Regions from separate parts of the Mus musculus genome. Here region 2 is linked to region 1. A link is a loop called in an ENCODE intact Hi-C map of the cell type or tissue named here. Cell type or tissue: heart. All regions are shown on one strand. Links, peaks and the distances in the headings refer to the core of each region. The heading gives the core; the rest is flanking DNA.

What was found. Peaks named below come from ENCODE experiments on the same cell type or tissue, not always from the same donor. Only the 100,000 strongest peaks of a DNase experiment are listed, where the experiment ranks them.
Region 2: a loop joins it to region 1, with 2.5 times the contacts of the local background. A loop is called at or near these places in 10 of 42 quality-filtered maps.

What each region holds. Positions count from the first base shown.
Region 1 is chr9:15,026,842-15,038,381 of GRCm38, reverse strand. All of the region lies in intron 1 of Panx1 (pannexin 1), which reads left to right. Among named protein-coding and RNA genes, the nearest start is that of Panx1, 13 kb to the left of the region's middle. In heart, for the core only: CTCF peaks have their summits at 4,613 (motif pointing left) and 9,112 (motif pointing left); DNase peaks (open chromatin) are centred at 3,721 and 7,441; H3K27ac peaks cover 185 bases.
Region 2 is chr9:15,100,798-15,112,337 of GRCm38, reverse strand. Hephl1 (hephaestin-like 1) reads left to right here and starts at 230. Exons shown (of 20, transcript NM_001164797.1): 1 at 230-400. The coding sequence starts at 234. In heart, for the core only: a CTCF peak has its summit at 6,933; no DNase peak of the experiment used is centred there; H3K27ac peaks cover 1,479 bases.

The DNA.
Region 1 (11,540 bases), core at 1,193-9,192:
TGGGAATGTCTAGCACATTGTAGAAGGGGCTGCATGTGGGTACTGGGAGGGGTGGGGGAGGTGCTAGGTTCTGTCCTGGCACACGGTGCAGATTCTGCCTGGGTTGTCAGTATGTGTCCTGGGGCTGCCGCTGAGGCAGGCAGTTGTCAGGGCAGTGTGACTGTCCCCCTGTGTCCTTGGTGTCAGACCCAGCAGGCATGCCTTCCGCTGTGCCATGGCTGTTCAGATGGTTTTCCAAGTTGTCCTAGGGAGGTGCAACAGATTTGTTCCCTCCAGAGACCGGGGCTGAACCCTGCACAGGGGACAGAACCTTCCTTCCTGGTCTATAGTGGTGTGAATGACAAAGGCTCCCTGGTCCCCAGCTGATGGAACTGTTTGGGAAGGATTAGGAGGTGTGTCACTGGGGTGGGCCCCCCATCAGGCCCAGTCAGGTTTTCTCTGCCTGCTGCCTGTGAGTCAGGAGGTGAAGCTCTCAGCTATTGCTTCAGCACCATGCCATCTGCTTCCTGCAGTGATGACCACAGAGGAGCTAGCAAGCTCCCTGGTAATGCTTTCCTTTATAAACGGTGCTTTGTCATGGTGGCAGGAGAACAGCAGCTAAGACGCCAGCCCAGCTTGTAGGAGTTCTAAGAAGAGTCTCCCTGTGGTGTTCACTGTGAGAGCTCTCAGGGCAGGGCAGGTGGTCCGTGCAACTTTCTTGCCAGTCTTCCTTGCCTCCTGATTTCCCTCTAGCAGGAAAGGGTTCAGGAAATAACTATTCAACATCAATGTTAAATGTAGTTTGTCAAAGGCTGTGTGTCTGTGTGCATTGGGCTGTGTTTGTTAATGATCCAGTCATAAAGGGAAAACTAAACCCTCCCCCTCCTGTGTGTGTGTGTGTGTGTGTGTGTGTGTGTGTGTGTGTGTTACTCTGATAGCATTTTAACATAAGATTTAAACAGTGCCAGAAAGGCAGCTCACTGGGTAAGGAAGCTGCCAAACCTGAAAGCCAAGGTTCAGTCCCCTGAACCTTCATGGTAGAAGGAGAGAACACACACACACACACACACACACACACACACACACACACACACATGAAAATACATACAAAGTAAATAAATGGGAAAATATTAAAGATTTAAATATATGCATTGTGTTGCAAATTATTCATTTAATATGCCTTGGGGATGTTTCTATGCTCTTGCTTGGGGGGGGGTGAGAACATGTGTGTGCATGCATGTGCAGACAGGCACATGCATTCACCTTGTTCAGGCAGGCTTCTCTTATGCTATGCTCTACGGGGCAGGGCCAGGGAGTAGGCAGTTTTTCCATCTCCACCCCCATGTCCTCAGGCTGGTGCTTCAGGGGCCTTTACCCCTGAGCCCCTTCCTGACCCTCATTGTGCTACTTGGGGGTAGAGCTCTGTCAGCGTGACTGCTCCTCGCAGTCTTTTAGCTGCTGTGTCATGATGCATCAGCTCAGGGCAGCCTTTGTGCAAGCAGTTCTCCAGAGCAGCTGCTCTCAGCCTCTGCTCTCTTGCACGCTTCCCAAACATCTTTTATTTATGATTTATTTCTACTGTCATTTTAAAAGAAATTAAAGCTTTGAAATTTAAAAAGTATTTATCTTGAATAACATTAATATATTTGCCTCACATTATATATGTGATATCTAATACATTTTTTTTAAAGTAACCTCCAAAGCTTGAATGGCTGTTTTGTATAAATCTGGAGAAAGTAGAGTAGAAAGCCACACAGCCTATGGTGTTAGTTACTGCCTCTGTCTGGAAAGGGCCCCAGGCTACTCTTTGAGAGAAGGCAGTCACTCTGGAGCCCTTCAGAACCTATGCTCCCTATCAGCAGGCTCAGGGCTCTTTAGTTCTGTGCCCCTTTTTTTTTTTTTTTTTCTAATCTCAGACTTAAAACTCTACATTTAAAAAGTGTGTGTGTGCGTGTGTGTCTAGGAGCACGCATCCCTCTTTCATACTAGTGGGCACTGTAGGGAGTCAGGTCGCCTTCCACCATGGGATCTGGGATCTGGGGAGCCAGTTGTGGTCATTTGGTGTGCTTAGCAGATGTTTTTGCCCTCTGAACCATCTCGTTGGCTCAGCGCTGCCCATTTTTAGGTTGTTGTTCGTAAATTGAGGTGTCATGTCCAGGTTTGTAGTAACCTGTTGACATGATTTCACTGAAGTCTCCTGAGTCTTGGGCTCTAGCTGTCACGCTTGGCAGTGCCTGGGGCTACCCCTTGCCTTCTGGCTGACTGCGTTACTTTTCAGCCGGTAGAGATAGAAGACTGCTTGTTATCCTTGCCTTGTGAAATTGTTTCCCATCCTTTGGAAATCAGTGATTCCCACCTCTGTCTGTCTCTACCCCCACCCCACCCCCTTTCTGGCTTTTTTTGCGACACAGTTTCATGTAGCCTAGGTCAGCCTCAAATTTCCTAGCCTCTTGCCTGCTCTCCTCTGGTGCTGAGATTACAGATGTGGTGCTGAGATTACAGATGTGGTGCTGAGATTACAGATGTGGTGCTGAGATTACAGATGTGGTGCTGAGATTACAGATGTGGTGCTGAGATTACAGATGTGGTGCTGAGATTACAGATGTGGTGCTGAGATTACAGATGTGGTGCTGAGATTACAGATGTGGTGCTGAGATTACAGATGTGGTGCTGAGATTACAGATGTGGTGCTGAGATTACAGATGTGGTGCTGAGATTACAGATGTGGTGCTGAGATTACAGATGTGGTGCTGAGATTACAGATGTGGTGCTGAGATTACAGATGTGGTGCTGAGATTACAGATGTGGTGCTGAGATTACAGATGTGGTGCTGAGATTACAGATGTGGTGCTGAGATTACAGATGTGGGGCTGAGATTACAGATGTGGGGCTGAGATTACAGATGTGGTGCTGAGATTACAGATGTGGGGCTGAGATTACAGATGTGGGGCTGAGATTACAGATGTGGGGCTGAGATTACAGATGTGGGGCTGAGATTACAGATGTGGTGCTGAGATTACAGATGTGGGGCAGAGTAACTGCTTCTTCTGCTTTTGCTTGTGTGGTTTTGAAACAGTGTTTCTCTGTGGAGCCCTGGCTGTCCCGAAACATACTCTGTAGACCAGGCTACCTTCCAACTCACAAAACATGCTCTGTAGACCAGGCTACCTTCCAACTCACAAAGGTTTTCCTGCTTCAGCCTCCCGAGGTGTGCGTCACCACTGCCTAGTATACTTTTAATTTTAAAGCTAAAGGTCTTGACAGACAGACAGACAGACACACACACACACACACACACACACACACACAGAAGAGAGAGAGAAAGAGAGAGACTGTCTGACTTACTTTCATTTTTGAGCCATCTTTTCTGTCTACGTTCAGTTAGCTGCTTTACATAAACTTTATTAGGAAGTTAGAGTGGCTTTGAAAGTTTTCCTCTAAGTGTTAACATCTACTTCACACTTGGTCTAACCTGGGATTCCTGAGAGCTCCCAGGCTGCTCCTCTCTGTCCGCACCAGGCAGTCATTTGCAAGATAGAAGGTTGTACCGGTTCAGTGTTTGAACCCAGAAGCAAGGGCAGAAGCCTGGCTCTGGCTTGGTAGTGGGTGGAGCCACCAGCTGTGAAGGGAGGGAGATGAAGTGCAGGTGGACACAGTTGATGGTATTTGGCATGAATGTTGAGTGCTGCAAGTTTCCACTAATCAAGTCTCCACTCAGACTCAGGCCATGAGTGGGATCCCTGACTGCTGAGATGGGCCTGGGTGGGAAGGACTGGCTGTTCCTCTTTCCCGCGTCCTTGGACCATTGCCCCCAGCATTCTTCCCCCTCCTAGGACTTCCTTCCTCTCCTGAACACTCCATTTGCTCCCTGTGCATACATGGGAGTGACTAGGAGAGCAGAAAGTCAATTCCTCTTTAAGAACCAAGGGAACACAGTTAAGGTATTTATTTCCCACAGCAAAAACAGCTGGGTCGGTCACATGTGACCAGAAGGCACCTCTCCTAAGATCAGCTTCACTCTGTGAGGACACTGAACTAATACTAGTTAGGAGAGACACTCCCTGGTACGTCAGACCCCAGGCTCTGGCTGGTGTAGTGTAGGCACAGGATCTTGGGGTGGGTCACACCGCATTTGGATGTTAGATGAAAAGCTTTCGAGTCCCCTTTCCGTACCGGACTCCTTAAGAACAGCACTTGCCACTTGAATGTTTGAATCTGTCTGTGAAACCCATGTGATCTGTGTAGCATGTCCTTGGCTTTGCAGGAGTCTCATGACACTGTCCTCTTAATGGTGACAGTCCCCATAGGTTCCTTTCACTTATAATCTCTGACAGTACGGGGTGGAGATGCTCAAGGGCTTATCCACAGAAGGTTTCTTTGTATCAGGAATTATGAAAGCTGGCTTTTAGAGGATATCCTTGAGGGAGAAATGATGGCGTCAGCTAAGCCGAGTCTTGCTTCAGGTTGGGGCATTTCTAAGTATTAAGTCCATATTTCTCAAGAACTGTCTTTATGGCAGTGGATTTGCTGGAGAGTTTTAAAAGATAAAACTAGTAAGTAGGTAAGGAATTACTAATCATGTGTACACTAAAAAAAATGCAGCACGAGACTCAAGAAGCCAGCATCCTGCCCCCTGCTGGCTGAGAAGTGATAACCAGAGCTGCCTTTTCTTTGGTTTGTGTGTGTGACAGGGGAGTGGAGTGGGGAGTTTGTCACTGGTCTAGAACTTGGCAAGTAGGCTAAGCTGGCTGGCCTGCGAGCCCCCAGGGGTCCTCTTGTCTCTACCTCCCCTGCACTGGGGGTATGAGCACCAACTACTGTCTCTGGGATTTTTTTCCTATGTGTTCTTGGGGGCCAAACTCAGGCAACTCGTTTCATGCCTAAAATGAAAAAAGTTAGTTATGTAACCTGTTAGAAAGGAAAAGAAAACCAAGTGCCTATTGAATATAATTGTTTGTGTTTATTTGTTTTGTTTTTAGAAAGCAACAGCAAAGAAAAGAGATCCTAGAAGCTCTCCTCAGGGAAGGCCTGACCTGATTCCCCCTGCATGCTAACTTAACCTTGGGCACATTTACTGGACTTTCAGAATGCTTCTAACAACCTGCTCTTAAAGGCATGTTTGGAAGTTGTCACACCACTTGTTTCTTTTACATTATTCTTGAGCTAACTTCCCCCATCTCCCTCTTGCAGTCTCTATGTGTTGCATGCCCACTGTGGGTCTGTGCCAGCTTCTCCAACTACCCTCTAAAAACAAAGCCCAGGGCCACCAACACAATCCCCCTACTATAAGCTTGGCCAGTCTGCATTGCTGAAAGGATTTACTCCCTGGCTCTCATATGTCGCATATGTTTCAGTTGTGACAGACAGACATCTCTTTCTACCATGTGAGCTCCATGCAGAGACTCCCCACTGCCTTTCTGACACTACACAGAGGCCTGGGTGCTTGGGTAAGGTCTGTGTGTGCCAGCTGTTAGCAACAAATTTTGCTGGCTCTGTAGTGCATGTGTGAGAGTGTGTGTGTGTGTGTGTGTGTGTGTGTGTGTGTGTGTGTCTATGCACACGTCCGAGTACACACCAAGGGCGTGTAGTGTTTGGCTTGATCACTTCTTATTCCCTTGAGATGGGGCAAGCCCTATCGCTCTCTTCCTTATTCCCTGGACCTCTTGCCCTCCTCCTCCTGTCCCCCGCAGACCTCCGGTTACAGGCCCACGTGATCATGCTCAGCTTTCTATGTGGGTGTGCACATTTGAACACAGCTTCTCATGCTTCCTCGGCGAGCACTCTTAGCCACTGAGCCATCCGTCCAGCCTACCTGAGTGGTTTAAATGATACCTTTTTATGAACTTGCATCTCAGCTCAGCATTGGCTTTCTCGAGTTGATTCTGGCCGTCTTGTGTGTTCTATGTAAATTGGCTAACCTTGGAGTCTAATTATACAGACATGATCCAGCCACAGGTCTGTCTGTTTTTTTCCCCTCTCCAGTCATATGCGATATATATATACATATACATATATACATATATATATATCTTGAATCATAAACTAGCTAAGTATTGATTAGACTATTATTTAAATGCTCTGAGTTCATTTGTAAGACACAGAATAATGGCAGTAGTTCACAGGTTTCTTTGATTGGATGCAGTGTGGACCGGTTACTTTCTATTGCTGTGAACAAATTCCCTGACAGAGATGACTGAAAGGATGAACGATTTGTTTTGGCTGATGGTTTCAGAGGAACCTCAGCCCATCGGAGCCTGTTGTGGTGGGAGCCTGTGGCTGTGGCTCTTACACCATGGTAGACAAGGAAACACAGGGTGGCCTGGCCTATACTAGAGGCCTTGGCTGTGACCTCCAAAAGCCTGACCCTCATGACTTGTTTCTACTCATTGCCCACCCCCAGAGAGTCTACTACCCCACATAGCATCAGCAGTTGGGGAGCGAGGAACATTTTAGGCTCGAGCCATCACAGCTGTCCTGGGAATCCCAGTGGGACCGGTGCTTCCAGCTCATAGCAATGAATGAAGCAAGCTGAAGAGGAGTATGGTGTGTACACGATGCCGTGTGTACAGTCTCCGTGGGTTTCCCCAGATCCCTAGCGTTTCACAGAGAAGTCACGTCTGCAGTCACGAGAGCTACATAGCACCCAGCAGAATAACACAGGTGACTGACATCACTGCTAAACAGGAAGCTGGCATCTTACGCTTCTCTAACTGGCACTGTAAGGAAAAAGCCCTGGCCTTCCCTGTGCTCTACCCCAGGTGCAGAAGTCCAGAATATGGAAAAAACCAGGCAAGCACAAATGAAGGTGCACCTTGCTTTGTATGGAGAGCCTATGCTTTGCACGTGTTAGGAGTGTGTTGACAGAGAGGCATAGTTGTCTCTCAGGGAAGTCAGGGTGCACGCACGCCTTTGATCCCAGCACTTGGGAGGCAGAGGCAGGCAGATTTCTGAGTTTGAGGCCAGCCTGGTCTACAGAGTGAGTTCCAGGACAGCCAAGGCTACACACAGAAACCCTGTCTTGAAAAACCAAAAGAAAAAAGAAAAAAAAGAAAAAGAAAAAAAGAAAAAGGATGAGGTAATTACAGCAACATCCCCTTTCACTTTTAAAGTCCTGTGTGCCCAAGATACAAATTTGTAACTAATTTCTATGTGTCTGAGGCAGTTTGTCTTAGGTGACAGAAGTATTTAAAGAATTTAGTCCTTTCTCTCTCTTTAATCTTTGAGGTACCACTGAGCGCCTCTTGTGCCGTTCTTTTACATTCATGGGACGGCTGTCAGACTTCTGTTAGGTATGTACAAGTTTTCTTTGGAAGTGACTTCTGGCACAGGAGTGAAACCTCACACACCACTCAGTTCCATACTGTCGGTTTCCCTGGATATACTCCTGGTCTTGGTCGCCTGTGTCTGGCTATGTTGTCACACACTCTTCCCTGACCACGCTTGCCAACTTTTTTTTGTTTCTCTGGCTGCAGGCCACAAATCCCAGTTCCTACTGCTGCTACGGACAGAATGTTGCTTGTCTCCTTGTAGAGACAGAGCTGTCCTGGTGGCGTCTTGTCCAGTTTGTGGGACTGAGAAGGAGCATCATCTCCTGAAACTCCTCTCTCAGTTGGTGGTAAAGTATCTGGGGTGTGTTAGAGGCTCCTGTAGATAACGCCTGTGCCCATCCTAGCAAAGAGCAAGTGTTACAGAGAGGTGGGCTCTACGGCCCAGGCCGGTGCAGAGGAGTCCTTGTGAGTTAACCTGGCCGAACTGCTACGAAAATCACTTTAGTTCCATCCAAGGCTAGGCTATAAAAAGTGCTTATATTTTCTCACTATTATGAAATATGTGCATGCTTATAAAGTATTCCTACAGAGGAAGGGAAGGCAGTTTTGGACAAATTGGGTCTTCCATAACTTAACTGCAGAATGTCTTGTGTTTGAACCTGAAGGTGAGTTTGGATACAAGTTGGCTGGAGAAGTGCAAGGAGGGAGGAAGGAAAAGTTACTGTGGAATTCTTGGAGCTTTGCTGGCTCTCTGGTGGTTGGGGAGTCAGTTCCATTATGCACACATGCTAAGTCGCCTGCAGCACGTTTTGGCCTGCCCTGTCTCCTGAGACTCGCTCACTGGCCTGCCCTGTCTCCTGAGACTCACTGGCCTGCCCTGTCTCCTGAGACTCACTGGCCTGCCCTGTCTCCTGAGACTCGCTCACTGGCCTGCCCTGTCTCCTGAGACTCACTGGCCTGCCCTGCCTCCTGAGACTCTCTCACTGGCCTGCCCTGTCTCCTGAGACTCACTGGCCTGCCCTGTCTCCTGAGACTCGCTCACTGGCCTGCCCTGTCTCCTGAGACTCACTGGCCTGCCCTGTCTCCTGAGACTCACTGGCCTGCCCTGTCTCCTGAGACTCGCTCACTGGCCTGCCCTGTCTCCTGAGACTCACTGGCCTGCCCTGTCTCCTGAGACTCACTGGCCTGCCCTGTCTCCTGAGACTCTCTCACTGGCCTTCCCTGTCTCCTGAGACTCGCTCACTGGCCTGCCCTGTCTCCTGTGACTTGGTGGCACAGGCGCTGGCCACCCTTCTCCTTTCTATGTTGTCTTCATGATTCTCTTAGTGATGGTTCTCACTGAACTTGGGACTTTACAAGAATGGTTTTCAGGTTTTTTTCCCCTGCATCCTTAAATGTAGCTGGTTCTTTCAAGTGCAGTGCTTTGAAGGTTGTTTTATGGTCTGCTTGAGTCCTTTATATGAGATAGATGTGTGCGTGCATGTGTGTAATATACAGTAAAGGAATTATAATTATTTTTTTGTGTGAAATAAAAACACTTTGTTGACTTTAGGACTGTGCAGAAGACAGCAATCAGCACTGTAATCCCGGTCCCATTGCTTTCCTGTGCACCTCCCAGAACAATAGTCACAGCATGTGTCTCCCTCAGTCACAGCCACAGCATGTGTCACCCTCTGCAAACTCTTTCCAAGTCTTCAGTCTCAGACCCAGTTTTACCCAGAAACTGTCCCTTCTCTTTCCTCTTTCTTTGTTAAAAATGGGGAGTCTGGGTTCCTGCCTCTCCCTAGTCAGGAGTGCCTCCCTTTGCTCCCTGTAAATGGGGGACAAAAGTGAACAGCAAGGGCCATGTCACTCCCTGCCCTCTGCTGCCCCCTGTAGTCTGCAGTGTGGCACTTTCTAGAAACCCACAGGTTTCGAGCTGTGGGTGTTTGTCAGAAGGCACAGACACACTCCAGCCTCGATCCTTATCTTGCCCTTGCTCTCCTGCCCTGTTCTGTGTCAGTGTTGTGTATGAGCTAAAGAAAGGGGAGCAGTAGCAGAAGTAGGCCAGAGCACACACACACACACCCCACCCCCCCACCCCCCCACCCCCCTCCCCCCGTTCAGCTTGAAGATGGAGACAACCCCACCTGGCGTTAATGTCCTGGAGAAACTGTGGCTGGCTCCCTGTTGTCCGTCCTGTGTCTTGGGCCACACTGCTCTGTTTTCGCCTAAGCTTATGCTGCTGCTGCAGATGTGGATCTAGGCAGTGGGAGAGGCCATTGGGCTGCTCTTCTGCTCAGGGTAGAGGTACCTACAAGGTAAAGGGAGACCTTGGTGCCTCGGGTTATCTGCTTAGCTGATGAGACTTTCTTCGGGGAGCCCCGGAGAGCACATTTTTTTCTCTTCAAGATCTCACCATATTTTGCCAGCTCCATGGGTGTGAATCCCACAGCTGTCTCTACATTTCAGCCAACCAGAAAGAGGGTTTTTTGTTCTTCTTAGCATGAACCTGAACTTGTGTGTGCTATAGTAATTATTTGTCAATCAAGGATCAGGGACCCAAAATTCCTTAGAACAACTTGAGGGAGCATGGTGTAGTTGGTCTCATAGTTGCATAAGTGCAGTCTGTGGGTGCTTGTCGTGGGCCTCGGACTATGGGATCCTGGGGGAGAGAAGCAGAATGAGACTGGACAGGACAGGGAACCAGTTACATCCTGCAAAGGCATACCCCAGCGATCTGCTTTTCCACAAGAGCCACACAACCAAGTTTCCAGAACTTCCCAGAGTAGTACCACCACCTGGGGACTGAGTGAGCCTGTAGGAACATTTCGAAATTCAGGTCATGACATGCGCATTCTGTATAGAGATGGCCAGAACACTGGAGATTCCAGTGCTTTCCTGCGACTGACACAGTGGTGTGGACCCTGCGAGACTTGCTGGGGGGTCTTATGGGGTTCTTTTGTCAAGTGTCGAGGCCGCAGGCTTCTCGGTAGGCTGTATAGCTGGGTGCCTATCCAGTGCCCCTCTCCTGGTAGTCCTCTCTTTATTCCAGCTTTTTTTCTTAGTTCTGTGTCTGCCCTAGCACGGCTTTTGGCTTTTTTGAGTTAGTTTCCCATTCCTAGGCAGAAAATACCAAGTCCTGGAGTATTGATCTATTTCATTTGCTGGAATGTTCTCAGCCATTGCCAGAAAGATCTCCACTTCCAGCCACTTGGGGGCGCCATCTGCTGAGGCCACCCTAGTGGGGACTCCTCTAGAGGCAGGCTGCTGGAGTCGCTGAGTCCAGGGGCTTGTGGAAAGAGGGGTGGAGGAGGGCTGGACCACTTTGAGCTTTAGTTCCCTCTAGGGTAAAGGAAATAGGCTGGTTCTCCCCCATATGGCAGTCTTGAGTAGGTGGCAATCAGAGGAACTGGTGGTGTCCAGTGAGTGCCAGTCGCGTGCTGTCTCTGCACTCTAGACTAGGGATGTTTCCTTGGGACCTCAGCATCTCCTCAATATCCAGCTCTCTGTTTTCTCCATTCTCTTGAAAAATGTTTGCTATACAACGTTGAGATGATTTTCTTTGTCAAGAGTTTCTGCTACTACAGAAGGAAAGTCCCTGAACCCCAGAAGAGAGCTTGAAGCACTTTCCCTCAGGGAGAATGTGCATAAGTACTGCCCATGAGTGTTCTGAGGGTGGTATCCAGGAATGTTCTGAGCCAGGCAGGCTTCCGTGGACTCCTGACAGCACTGTCTGCTTTCATGAGTATGTGGCCAGATGTTCCCAAGCACATAGCTTATCAGCAAAAGGACTACTCATCCCACGTGTCCATTGCACACTTACACATTGGTAGGTAATGGCAGGAGATGTTAGCAGGGTCACACTGATGCAGGAAGAGTGTTGGAAGACTCACGCACCCTGGTTTTTATAAAATGCTAGATCTTGAGTTTAATGGGTTGAAGGAGCCCAGAGCACCGGAAATGTCTTACCCATTCCAGCTCATACTTGACACCCCCACTTAATGGTAAGAACTGTCCCTATCCTAGGATGCTTTACAACAGCTCGTGACGTCAGGGTGATCTCTCCCAAGCCTTGATGTGTGCTTTCTTGATGTCTGAATGTCAAGTCACCTCCTGAGGAAGAAGGGGTATCCAGGGCCTTTACCGTGCAGCCCACCACCTCAGCAGTCTACCCTCCTGACAACACACACCACTTCCTTATCTTTATCTAAGTGTGGATCATCCCTTCCCGGGGGAGGGTGGCCCTTGGAGGCCTGCCATATTCTAGGGCCTAGGGACTCACCTCGCTGTCTCTGCCCCCTCTCCGTAGAG
Region 2 (11,540 bases), core at 2,023-10,022, 73 kb before region 1:
TGGCAGTGAATAAGCCAGTCATGCATCTCTTGGGTGGCTGGCAAGTTTGTTGTCATCGCAACTCTCCCATTGAGGGAGGTCTGCTTGCACAAGTTGTCAGCCCATGTCCCAATCCCAACCTCCTGAGGAGGAGGGGCCAGTCCAGTCCATTCCTTATTTATAACTCGCTCTGAGGGGGAGGGATCACCAGGTTGACTCCCTTTTCAGGCTGCCTACCGGAGTTACATTCACAAATGTTTCTGAAGCAGCCGGGTGGCTGCATCCTTCTCCAGTTCCTGGGTCTGCTTGGACTAGTTGGTGCAGTCACCAGAACATACTACATTGGGATTGTGGAGGAATACTGGAACTATGTGCCTCAAGGGAAGGATGTTATTACCGGGAAGAGTTTCTCAGAAGACAAGTGAGTGAACTCGGGGTCCCCATAGACTCCCTGGTTTGACCTCTTGGCAACTCTGGGTCAGGGAGGTTGTGTTGGTTGTGTTCGTTAGGTGGCTATGATGGAAGTGGAAAGGCAGGTTTCACTTCTGCTGAAGGATCCCTAACCCAGGTGTGTCTGTAACTTATGAGAGAAATTCCCATCTCTCTATATTCTCACTGAGCCACCTGCTGTTCTTGCCTGTTAAGAGATATCCACAACCAGGTGTTTTGAATAGTAGCTTTTCCTTGGCAGCTTCTAGAGGATTTTGGGACTCTGTTAAAAACAAAAAACAAAGGCAAACTTGTGAGAATTCAAGAACTAAGTGTCAGAGCTGTTTTCTTAGTGGTGTTTTGGGAATGTGCTGTATTTACCAGGCTGTATACAGTCTTGTTTTCCTTTCGTGATGTAAGATGTAAAACAAGGGTGATTATAACAGAAGTGGTCATAAAGAGTTTCCTGTGAGTCTACTCAGAAATGTGTCCTCTGTTGAGCCATTTGATTCACTGATCCATTTGGTCCCTTCATCCCAAAGGCCAATGCCTTCTCAATGCAGGGACTCAACGACACATTTGGTGAAGATGGTGCTGGAATATCTCTGGCTTTTAAGTTTAGCAGAGAGCATCCCTCCTCTCCAGGGCTCAATGTCTCTGACATCTTACTTGTTCCATGGTCTCCTTCTGAAGCCACCTGCTGGCTTTGTAAACTGTGACTGTGTGCTTTTGACTTCGTGGTTCTCAGTGCTGTAGATCTGGCAACTGAATTTATACTCCTTTCTTGATACCCAGAACCCATTATATTCAACATCTACTTTCTGTTTACTAAAGATTAGCTTATATGCTTAAATTCAGGAATGGCATGGAGTCTGCCAATAAATCTTCTGGAGCCAGCTCTCTTTGTCTAGAGGAAAGACCTAAGATCCAGTTGGCTTTGGTATTCAACTTCCCACTGTTCTAACACAATTGTGGCAGTCATGTCCAGTCTTCTAAAAAAAAAAAAAAAAAAAAAAAAAAACTAGTGAGGATTCTGCCAATTTGGTGGACAAAGAGTTTTTTTTTTTCCTTGAGCTTTGTACTGAAAGTTTTTGTTGGATTATTTCCAAAGAAAGTATTTGATACACTCTTGTCCTCTAACTTCTCTCCATCATGGGAGTGGTCTTTAACTAATGGACAAGACATTAATTAGAGCTTTGCTGCCAGAGAGAGAAGGCACTGGAAAATGGCCAGTGTGAACAGCTATAGGGCATTAGACTATTCAGAATATATACATGGAGTGTGATGTGGCCAGGAAGCTGTTGTGGGTTTTGTTTTGTTTTGTTTTGTTTTGTTTTGTTTTTTGACCCAGGACTTGTATTAGGGACTCTTAAATCCACATCTGTCCATGGATGTCATTATTCCCATTGTTTCAACCAGGAAGGAGGCTCTGAGGCTGACTACTTGCTGTGATTTAGTAGGCGCATGGCTTCAGCAGACACCTGGCTTGGATCCCAAGGCCCATGCTTCCTTTTTCCATGCAACCTATTTCTTGGAAATGTTGACCATTTCTTCCCAAGCTAAAGCTAGCATTAAAGGAAGGGAGAGATCTTAATGTCATAAACTTTCTAGAAAAGTCTTCAAGAGTGCATTTTATCTCACCTGCCACCTTCTCAGAGAAAAGTTGAAAATGGTCCTGAATGGTCAGTGGCCAAACCGACCTCCCACACAATGGTCTGGGGTCACATTGACTTCCTGAGTTTGCTTAAAACCTCCAAATAACGTAAATGCTCATGACTAAATTTCCACAAAACTGTGTACAAAATGAAAAGGGGGGGGTCTCTTTGTGAATCTCTTCAATAAGAAAAAGTTGCTTTTAATAAAGAGCAATGCCATAGATGAGAATTCTTAGGTGAAAAAGAAACTAGACACGTAGAAGCCATTTCTGTGGACCAGATCTGAGTGGGGCAGCCCCACATCAGTTTTAGCTCAATAGAAGTGAGTTCCTGGCTTTGGAAGCAGCTGGCACAGGTGATGTCACATTGATGATAGCAGGGTTTCAAGGCTTTACTTTTTACAGAGGGTCATCTATGAGAAGAGCTATGGCTATCTCTTGAAAGGGGAATGCAGATTAATCCATGGTGCTTACTGAAGGGAACCATGGTAGGTGACTCAGGGATAGTTACTAAGGAGTATCTTTGTAGTTGATAGATTTGACTGTAGTCTCCAGAACATATCCAGGCCATGGTGGAAAGACATATATGAGCCCATCTGTCACACTCTGGACTCACTCAAGCACCATGGCAACAGAGGAGAATGCCCGTCAACATATATTGAATAACTTTTCTTTCCACAGAACTGTTTCAGTGGCAGTATCTCATTGTATCTTTAAAGTAAAAACAAGTCCCTTTATCAGGATGGACAGATTCCATCTTGGCAGGCCATTGTTTGGGTACTCAGACGAATGTTTAGCACTCAGAAGATCCAAGAAGCCATGTGCCCAATGTTCCACCACAGTGGAGCAATCTTGAAAAACAATCTAGACTTCTAGATTCTGCTTGCTGTGTGGTGTTGAATGTGTCACACTATGTATTGTTTTTCTAAACATGGCTAAAGATGGAACTGAAATGAATCTCTAACATCAGTTGAACATCAGATTTTATTTTTGAAACCAAATAAAAAAAATTCTACCTAGTTTTCCAGTTCTAGAGAGGTTCCCATCAGCCTTGAAATTGAAGGCTTAGAAGACCTAGGAATGAGAGTGTGCATATGGGATTTTTTTTAGGAGGGTTCTGTATTTAATTTTATTTGCTCTCTCTGTATTTTCAAAAATAGATTTTTAAAAATGTGTGTCTGTGAATGCACACATGCATGTACAGGTGCCATCAGAGGCCATTTGCTTTGGATTCCTTGGAGTTAGAGTTATAGGCAGTAGAGAGCTTCCCACATGGGTGCTGGGAACCAAACTCAGATCCTCTGCAAGAGCAAGAGAAAAGATGACCCTTTTCTCAGACTCCCCTCCATATTTTGCAAATGCCAACTCCTTGTTTATAAAGTTTTCTCCTACAGCCCTGTGTGGATCCAGTCTGTTTCCTTTCTCACCGGACTGGGTTCCTCTTCATACATAGAGGCCATCTGTTCTCCTTCCCTCTCACCCATTACCTCCAAAGCCAAAGGAGGACGGAGGTGAAGAGCCCAACCTATGAATCCCCTCTCACAACACAGACACTTGTTGGTGGCCATACCATGTGTAGCAGGCCAAAAGCCAGACATCCCAAGTTTCTGGAGTCAAAACAAGTTGCTCTATCTATGCAGCTACCCTGGCTTTTTCCACTTTGGATAAGAAAAATTGCAAAGGAAAAGATAATAGGAGAAAAGAGGGTGAGTATCCAGGTTTCAGCAATGCCAAGACATTTGGAAGGCCAAAGTCAAACCTGTGCTTGGTCACAGTGTTCAAAAATACAGCTTGGCGTGCCAACCACTAATGTTCCCTAGAACGTGTAGGATTTCAGACGTGTGTTTTATTTAGAAACATTGTCTCTCTGTTCTCCTCTCCCTCTTCACTGGGTGGAATGGGGACACCGGCTCCTTTGATTTGCCTGGCATCACTGTCAGCATCCTGACCCATCTATGCCAGGCCTGCTGGGCCTCATAAAGAACTTAATTAAGGCGTGACTGTGCTTCAGTGGTAAAGCCTGGTCATTAATGGGGTTGAGTGGGTCATCTTAAAAGCCAGAGTTTTTACCACAGACCTCGTTAGGCAAGCACTGCGCGTGCATCTTCTTCCCAGTGGAATGCAGGGCTGCCTGTGGATGTGAGGTGCGCTTGATTATGATGCTGGCTGTTCTCTGTCAAAGCCTCAGCATTGGAGGGGGTACTAGAGAAAGCTCGTCTTACTGTGGTCAGAGCAGCCCATTGGTAGGGCATCGTTTGCATAGTCTCTAGGTGGAGGGCCTAGGATGTTCATCTGTCCAAAGAAAGGCTGATAGAGGCAACAGGAAGGTGGAAGGTGGCAGACAGGATTCCACAGAGCAAAGGGAGGGGCTTTATTTCATTAGTCCTTGGTCTTGGATGAACAGCAACTTTCAAGTTTCTTTCCCATTGGCATCAGTTGTGAACTTGGACAGGAGAAATGGTTTTGTGGGGAGAATACTTGACTTGTAAGCATGAAGACCTGAGGTTAGAGCTCCAGAACTCACATAGAGCCAGATATAATTATGATAGTGTGCATCTGAAATCCCAGCACTCCTACTGTGAGATGGGAAGTAGAGACAGGAGAATTCCTGGGAACTTAAAGGCCAGCTAGCCTCATGTATGCCATGACAGAGGGAGATATTATTTCAAACAAAGTGGAAGTTCAAGATGGTTGTACTTCATATGTTCTCTCTCTCCCCCCCCCTCTCTCTCTCTCTCACACACACACACACACACACTACCATCACCACCACCAACATCACCAACACCATAACAGCAACATCATCAACAACAACACAAGATTTCTAAAAACCATGAATAGCTTGGAGCTGTTGTTATATCTTTTACTGAGAAGTAGTTCATTTTAGTTCTCCAAAAAGAACAGGTTGAACAAATTAGGATTTTTGTATTTGCTAAAAGGCAGCCCAAGTGTGAGCATCCTAAAGTAGGTAGACAGACTGCATGGTGGAAATTTAGGGATAGTCTGTGTTTTTGGCCCAACTATCCTAACACTAAGCTTCCTTCTTCAAGAGTGTTCATGCTGCATCAGCTTTTAAAGGATCACCATGGGGACCTCACGCAACCATCTGGGAATGTAGCTCAGTGGTAGGGTGCTTCCCTATACGTGAGGCCCCAAGGTCAATCTCCAGTACAAAGGAAAAAGAAGAAATCCCACTGAGCTAATTTTGATATACTTCAGTGGATACTCATAGGAGACTGGAAAATAGCATCATTCAGTATGTGCTTCTTGATAGAATTCAACTCTGTCATGAGGAAAATTGGGGAACCATTGACACTATGAGCATCTGGAAGCTCCTGTCTCCTCACTCCCAGCAGTCAGGGACATCTTCCTTGTTCCTTCCCGCTCTTCCTGCCTCCATTGCTGGGCCCCTGTGATCTAAAGCACACACAGTGTGGCAGCTAAGGATTTCAGCATCCTTTCTGTACTCTGAGTTTTGTATGTTGCAGAGACCCATCTGATTCTAGGCAATGAGACTGTGAAAATCAAATGAGATAAGGTAGGACCCAAGCTCCAGGCAGAACTACAGGCATATAGACTTTCCCCAGAGTGACTTCATCTTTCAGAAAAGTAGGGTTAACAACACTTGGGGGTATATTGGTTTCTTATGCCTTCGACCAATTGGTTACAAACTAAGTGAATTCAGACACTAGCTATTTATTCTCTCCCAGTTTTGGAAGTTACAAGTATAAAATAAAAGCCACACTCTTTGTGGGTCTTAAGGGACAGACAGTGTTCCTTGTCTCTTGGACTTTTGAAGGTGTCTAGTGTTCCTTAGCTTGAGACCGATTCTCTGCAATCTAGACCTCCATTTTCATAAGGAATGGTCACCACTCTTTTTATCTCAAGGACTTCTAGAGACTAGGAAAGAGAAAGACTGAAGTGGCTATGTATCTCTTTTAACCTAAGAAAGCTGTACCAGAAATGATTATAGCGAAAACTGTGTGAGCTCTGTTGTACTAGACACACTTAGTCACAAAGCTTTGAGGAATTTTTTTGTGTTTGTTTTTTGTTTTTTGTTTTTCAAGACAGGGTTTCTCTGTGTAGCCCTGGCTGTCCTGGAACTCACTCTGTAGACCAGGCTGGCCTCGAACTCAAGAAATCCGCCTGCCTCTGCCTCCCAAGTGCTGGGATTAAAGGCGTGCGCCACCAAGCCCAGCTAAGGAAATTTTTTAAAACACAAGTTCTGTGTACTTCGAGAGACTTCCATGAAAATCAAATGAGACAAGGAAGACCCAAGCTTCAGGCCGAACTACAGGAATCGTAATGAAGGAATTACATGAGAGCACATAACCCAGATTGCTGTTAACAATTACCCATCTAATTAGGGAAGGTGTGGCTTCTGAGTTCTAACATGGAATCTGCCTCCACCCTTCTTGCCCAGTGCTGGTTGGTCTAACATGGTCCTGTTTTCATTTTTGTTACGCTAAGAGCCTAACCTGCCCGGGTCACATATTCTGCTGACCTTAGCTTGCCACTCATCTTTACCCATATCCACATGCCTCCATCACTCCAGCTCTGTATAGCATAACTGGCATCAACATCAAAACCATGGCACTGCCATTTACCTGTGTGTAGGTTTCCCAGTCAAATGTAACTCTCTTGAGTACAGGAACTGAGAGTGATACACCTTGGCCTCCATGTATAGTTCCAAACCTCAGTTGCTTCATGAAAGGTGATGAAAAAATAAACCCCAAATGTGCAGGGGATGAATCTCTGGTGGGGTGCACACACTTTGTGAGCCATGAATTCCTCAGACCCTAGCCCGGAAGCCCACCTCAGCATGGCTGGACAGCTTCTGACCACTGCCAATCTGACTGGCCTCTGGAGGTCACTGTTTCCATCAGTGTGGCCTTGGCAATGGCAACGGAATTCCCCGCCTTGGCTTTCAGACAGCTGCTAGCGGAGGACCTTCTGGCCCACAGTGGACTCCTGCACAGGAGAACCTGATATCTCTCTGTTAGCCAGCAGCTGTTGCTGTGCTCAGCTCCAGTGAGCCTCTGCTTCTTGAGAAGGATTGCCTTCTACAATTCACAGCAGTAGGACTTCTGTCCTGTGACTTCTACACACACTGGATACTCACAGACATGTGTTGTGTAGATGATCAAAGAAACTCTTGCTTCAAGCACCTGGCTTTCTATTCTTTCTTCTTTTCCTTCCCCCCCCCCACCATTTTGAATTTCTTTTTTAAAAATACTATTTTAAAATTTATTCCTGGTGTTTGATATGGTCTCATACTGTTTTTTACTTTCAGTATTTTTCAGTCAAAGTTTTCATTACAAGCCAGGTAAGACTCAGAAGCAGAGGCCTGTGGGTCTCTATACCAGCCTGGTCTACAGAGTGAGTTCCAGGACAACCAGCCTGGTCTACAGAGTGAGTTCCAGGCCAGCCTGGTCTACAGAGTGAGTTCCAGGACAACCAGGGCTGTATAGTGAGACTTTGTCTCAAACAAACAAACAAACAAACAAACAACCCAAACAAAACAAAAGCAAAAGAACAGGTCGCTATAGATTTTGTTGTATGGCATGGATGACAACAGGAATGATTTGTAACTCTGGCTGCATACCAGAGCCATGCATTTGCCATCAGCCAGGTTACAAGGCCAGTGACAGCCTTCACATTTCAAGGGCTTGTTCACAGAGTGCCACAGACAAGCTCCAGGGACAGCCTTTGTCCCAGAACCTGGAAGTCCTGGCTGCTTTGATTTTGAGCTATCACTCCTCATAGAAGCCCTCCTGTCAGCAGAGGAGCAGAGGGTCTTACAGTGATGCATGCCCTGACCCAGGAATGCTTTGTGCCACTTCCATGGACACCCTGTGTGCTGGGAGCCTAGAGTTACAACTTAGTGCAGAAACAGGACCTTTCCACCACGAGGCAGACGGGCAAGCTCAGGAAAGTTTTACCCAAAAAATAATTTAGTAAGAGTGGGGAAAATATGGAAGCTATTACTTTGCCAGGAAGTCTGATTCAGTGGCCCTGAAATGGGACAAATGTCCCTAGTGATTGCCATGAAACTGCCTAGTGACATCAGAGAGCAACTGCTACAGAAATCTCAGCCACAGTCATACGTTGAGGGACAGGACTGACATCTGCCTAAGCACGTGCAAGACATGTCGCTGTATCACTCAGGGAACTGTGTGACATGCTGCCCTGCTGTGGGGAGGTTAGCCACACTTTCCTCCCCTGCTGCTCTGTCCCCTCTCTTGTTTGATGGGTTTTCCAGGCCAGTCATGGTAACACCTATGATTCAGAGGGTGATGGGGAAGACTCTAGTGGGGTTTGGGGTTTGGGTCAGGACCTTCCAGCAGTGTGTGAGCATGCCTGCTCAGTTCATGTGATCTCCTGTGCGTGCCAGGAGACAGGGTGGAGAAGTGTGGAGCATCCTAAAGCCTGCTTGAGTGGCCAGGACCGTTGCACAACCTCTTACCCATCAGTCTGAGCGCAGAGGCACAGTATCGCGGTTGTCACTGCCCTGCTGGGTGACCTAGTGTCTGTCAGTTGTTATCAGGCAGCTCTGCCCACGCTGGTGCTGCTCGGTAGCTCGTGGGTGACTCACTCTTTCCTCTAAGCCTGTTCAATTAGGGGCTTTACTGAGAGTTCTCCACTCCCCCCAAGAAAAAGCAAATCAGCACACCCCCAAAACAATGTTTTAAATACATTTCCATTTTGTGTGCACAAATCTGAAATGTGGCCATGGAAATCCAAGGTTCCTTTTTGGTTTAAACTGTACCAACCCTAGGGTGTAGCTATATCGCCTAAACCCTCTATTCTAAGTAGTGTGTTTTTACATTTTATAGTATAGTATTTTTAACAGTGAAAGTGAGGTCATATGTACAAAATAAAAACCCCTATAGTATAAATAGATAAGCAATCCCATCCCCCACTCTTGCCTGTGGTCTCTGTCAGGCATCCAGTGGATTTTTAGATGCTTTCATTGCATGTTCTCATGTGTATATTAAAACATCCAAGCAGATGGGTTGTACTTCATATTCTGGTGTGCAGTGTTGGTATTTTGGTGACAATATGGCACTGACACGACCCCCCCACCCCATGTGATATGGATTTGTCATCCTGTTACTTACATAGCACCTGTTGAAGAACATGTCTGTTTTCTAGACTTTATTACAGCCATTCTCTACTTTTTAAACAAAATGGCCACCTTGTTGGTCCTGTTGTATAGATTGGAAGCTAGACCCAGGTTTCTGCTTCTGGGGTTCTGGCTCTATGGCTCCTGGGATACTTACTCTTCTCTGGGCAGGATCCACTCCTTCCTGAAGGTCTTGAAGCCATCGCTTCTGCCATCATGGCAGCTTTCCTGGCTGGTGTGATTAGTATGAAGGGTGGGCAGGGTTGGCATGTCCTAGTAGTGTCCAGGGAAGAACAGGGAGGCAGTGCCTGGGCAGGTGAGTGATTTGGGGCTCAACCAACTGATATCTGCAAAGCTGTGTTCAGTTCTCACTTGAAGGAGGGGCTGACCACTGAGCAGAGAAGGCAGTGAGGCAGTGGAAATGCTCAACCTCCCTTTGACTGAGCCAATGATGCTTACTCTGAGGTCCACAGACCAGTCCTCCTTGGAGTTGGATTTAGTGGTCACCTGTTATTATAAGGACACAGCTTTGGGGTCTCCCTGACATGTCCCCTAACTCCATCATAGGAAACTAACCAAAGCCTTTCTCTCAGTCCTGAACAATCCTCCGCCCAGAGAATCTTTGCAAGTTGGAATTCCCTCTTCCTTCAAAGTCATTTCCAAATGTTATCTTCATGTGTACATGTGGTATATGTTTGTGGCAGTATTCATCTGAAGGTCAGAGGACAACTTGTGGGATTCAGTTCTAAATTTCTACCACATGGCTTCCAGGGATCAAGCCCTAGTCTTCAGGCTTGGTGTCACCTTTTCTTGCTAACCTCTTACTGGTCCCATTGCTTTAGCTTGCCTTTAGTGTCATGCTATATCTGCTTAGATGCTTTTGTTTTTAACTTGCTACTGTTTGTAACTGAAAGGAAGGCAAGATGTTTGTAAGAGGCCAGCCGGCATTAATAGGCAGCCCCAGAAAACTAAAGCCAATAATAGCATGTTTTGGATTTCTGAGATATGATGGCCACACTTTACCCTGGAGCTGGGCATCATGGGATGATGCCTGTGTCATTTGATTAGCAGGGGCACCTAGTATATGAGCAAGCAAGGAGTTTTCCCTGGACATAGCATTCCAGAAGAACTCAACTGTGTGCCAGGCATTGCATCATCCGTGTGTAGACAGGCCGTGCAAGATCCTGAAGCATAATGCAGCCTCCTGTCTGGCCTGAGCACAGACAAGATCAGCTCCAGAGCAGACAGCTGTGTGACCGCCCTCGTTTCCCCATGTGACACACCTCAGCCCTGACTACTTTTCTAAGCAGTTAATACCAGAGATGAAACAAAAGACAAAAATATGCCTGCCATTCTTACATGCCTGGAGGATACGCCTCGGGCATGACAACCCAAGCTCTTCTGCAAACATAGCTTGCAACACTCTCCCACCTCTAACTTGCCAATTTATGGGCAAACTCAGAGGGTTGTTGTTTGCTAGTTTGTTTATTTTAGGTTTCAAGGCAAACAGCAATGCTTCCATGGAATTTGCAGTAGAAAATTAGACTTTAGGAAATTAGTGGGAGTTAGGAATAGTAAAGTTGTTTGTCTTTGATAAGCATACCCTTCACGGACAGACAGAACTCGTTCTGTTACTGGTATCTGCACAGAGCACTAAGTTTACAGAGAAAGGGAAGAAGCTGGGGCTGGAGTGATGGCTCCATGGCTAAGAGCACTCGTTGCTCTTGTACAGGATCTGGGCTGGATTTCCAGCATCCACACAGTTATTCACAGCCATCCATAGCTCCACTTCTGGGTATCTGATGCACTCTTCTGACCTCTGTGGCACCAAACATGCATGTGGTCTACATACATACATGCAGGCAAAATGCACTCACATAAAATAAAACATATATAAAAAGGGAAACATTTCAACTGACTTTGAAAGATACTTGGAAGTAGATACAGAGAAACAAAGCAAACCAATCAACCAACCAAACAATCAAAAAATGAAGTAGAGAGGGACGAATTTAGATTAACCATCTAAGGGATACTGTCCATTAACACAGGGACAAGATAAAGGCAGGACCTGGGTGTGACTTGTTACATCTTGCTGAACCAGAAAACAACCCTGGTTCCCAAGTTCCAATGATTGCTAGATAAGCCCCACCTCCAAGAGGTTCATCTGTCTCCAAATAGCACCACTATCTGGGGACTGAATGTTCAGGTACACAAACCTGTTGTGGAAGCTTCACACATGGGCAGATGTGCTGTGTGCCAAGAACATGAAGAAGATGAGAACTTAGAACAAAGAGAAAGGAAAACAGGTAGGGAAGGAAATGAGAGCTGGCTTCTTGTAGGGTAATTTAGCCA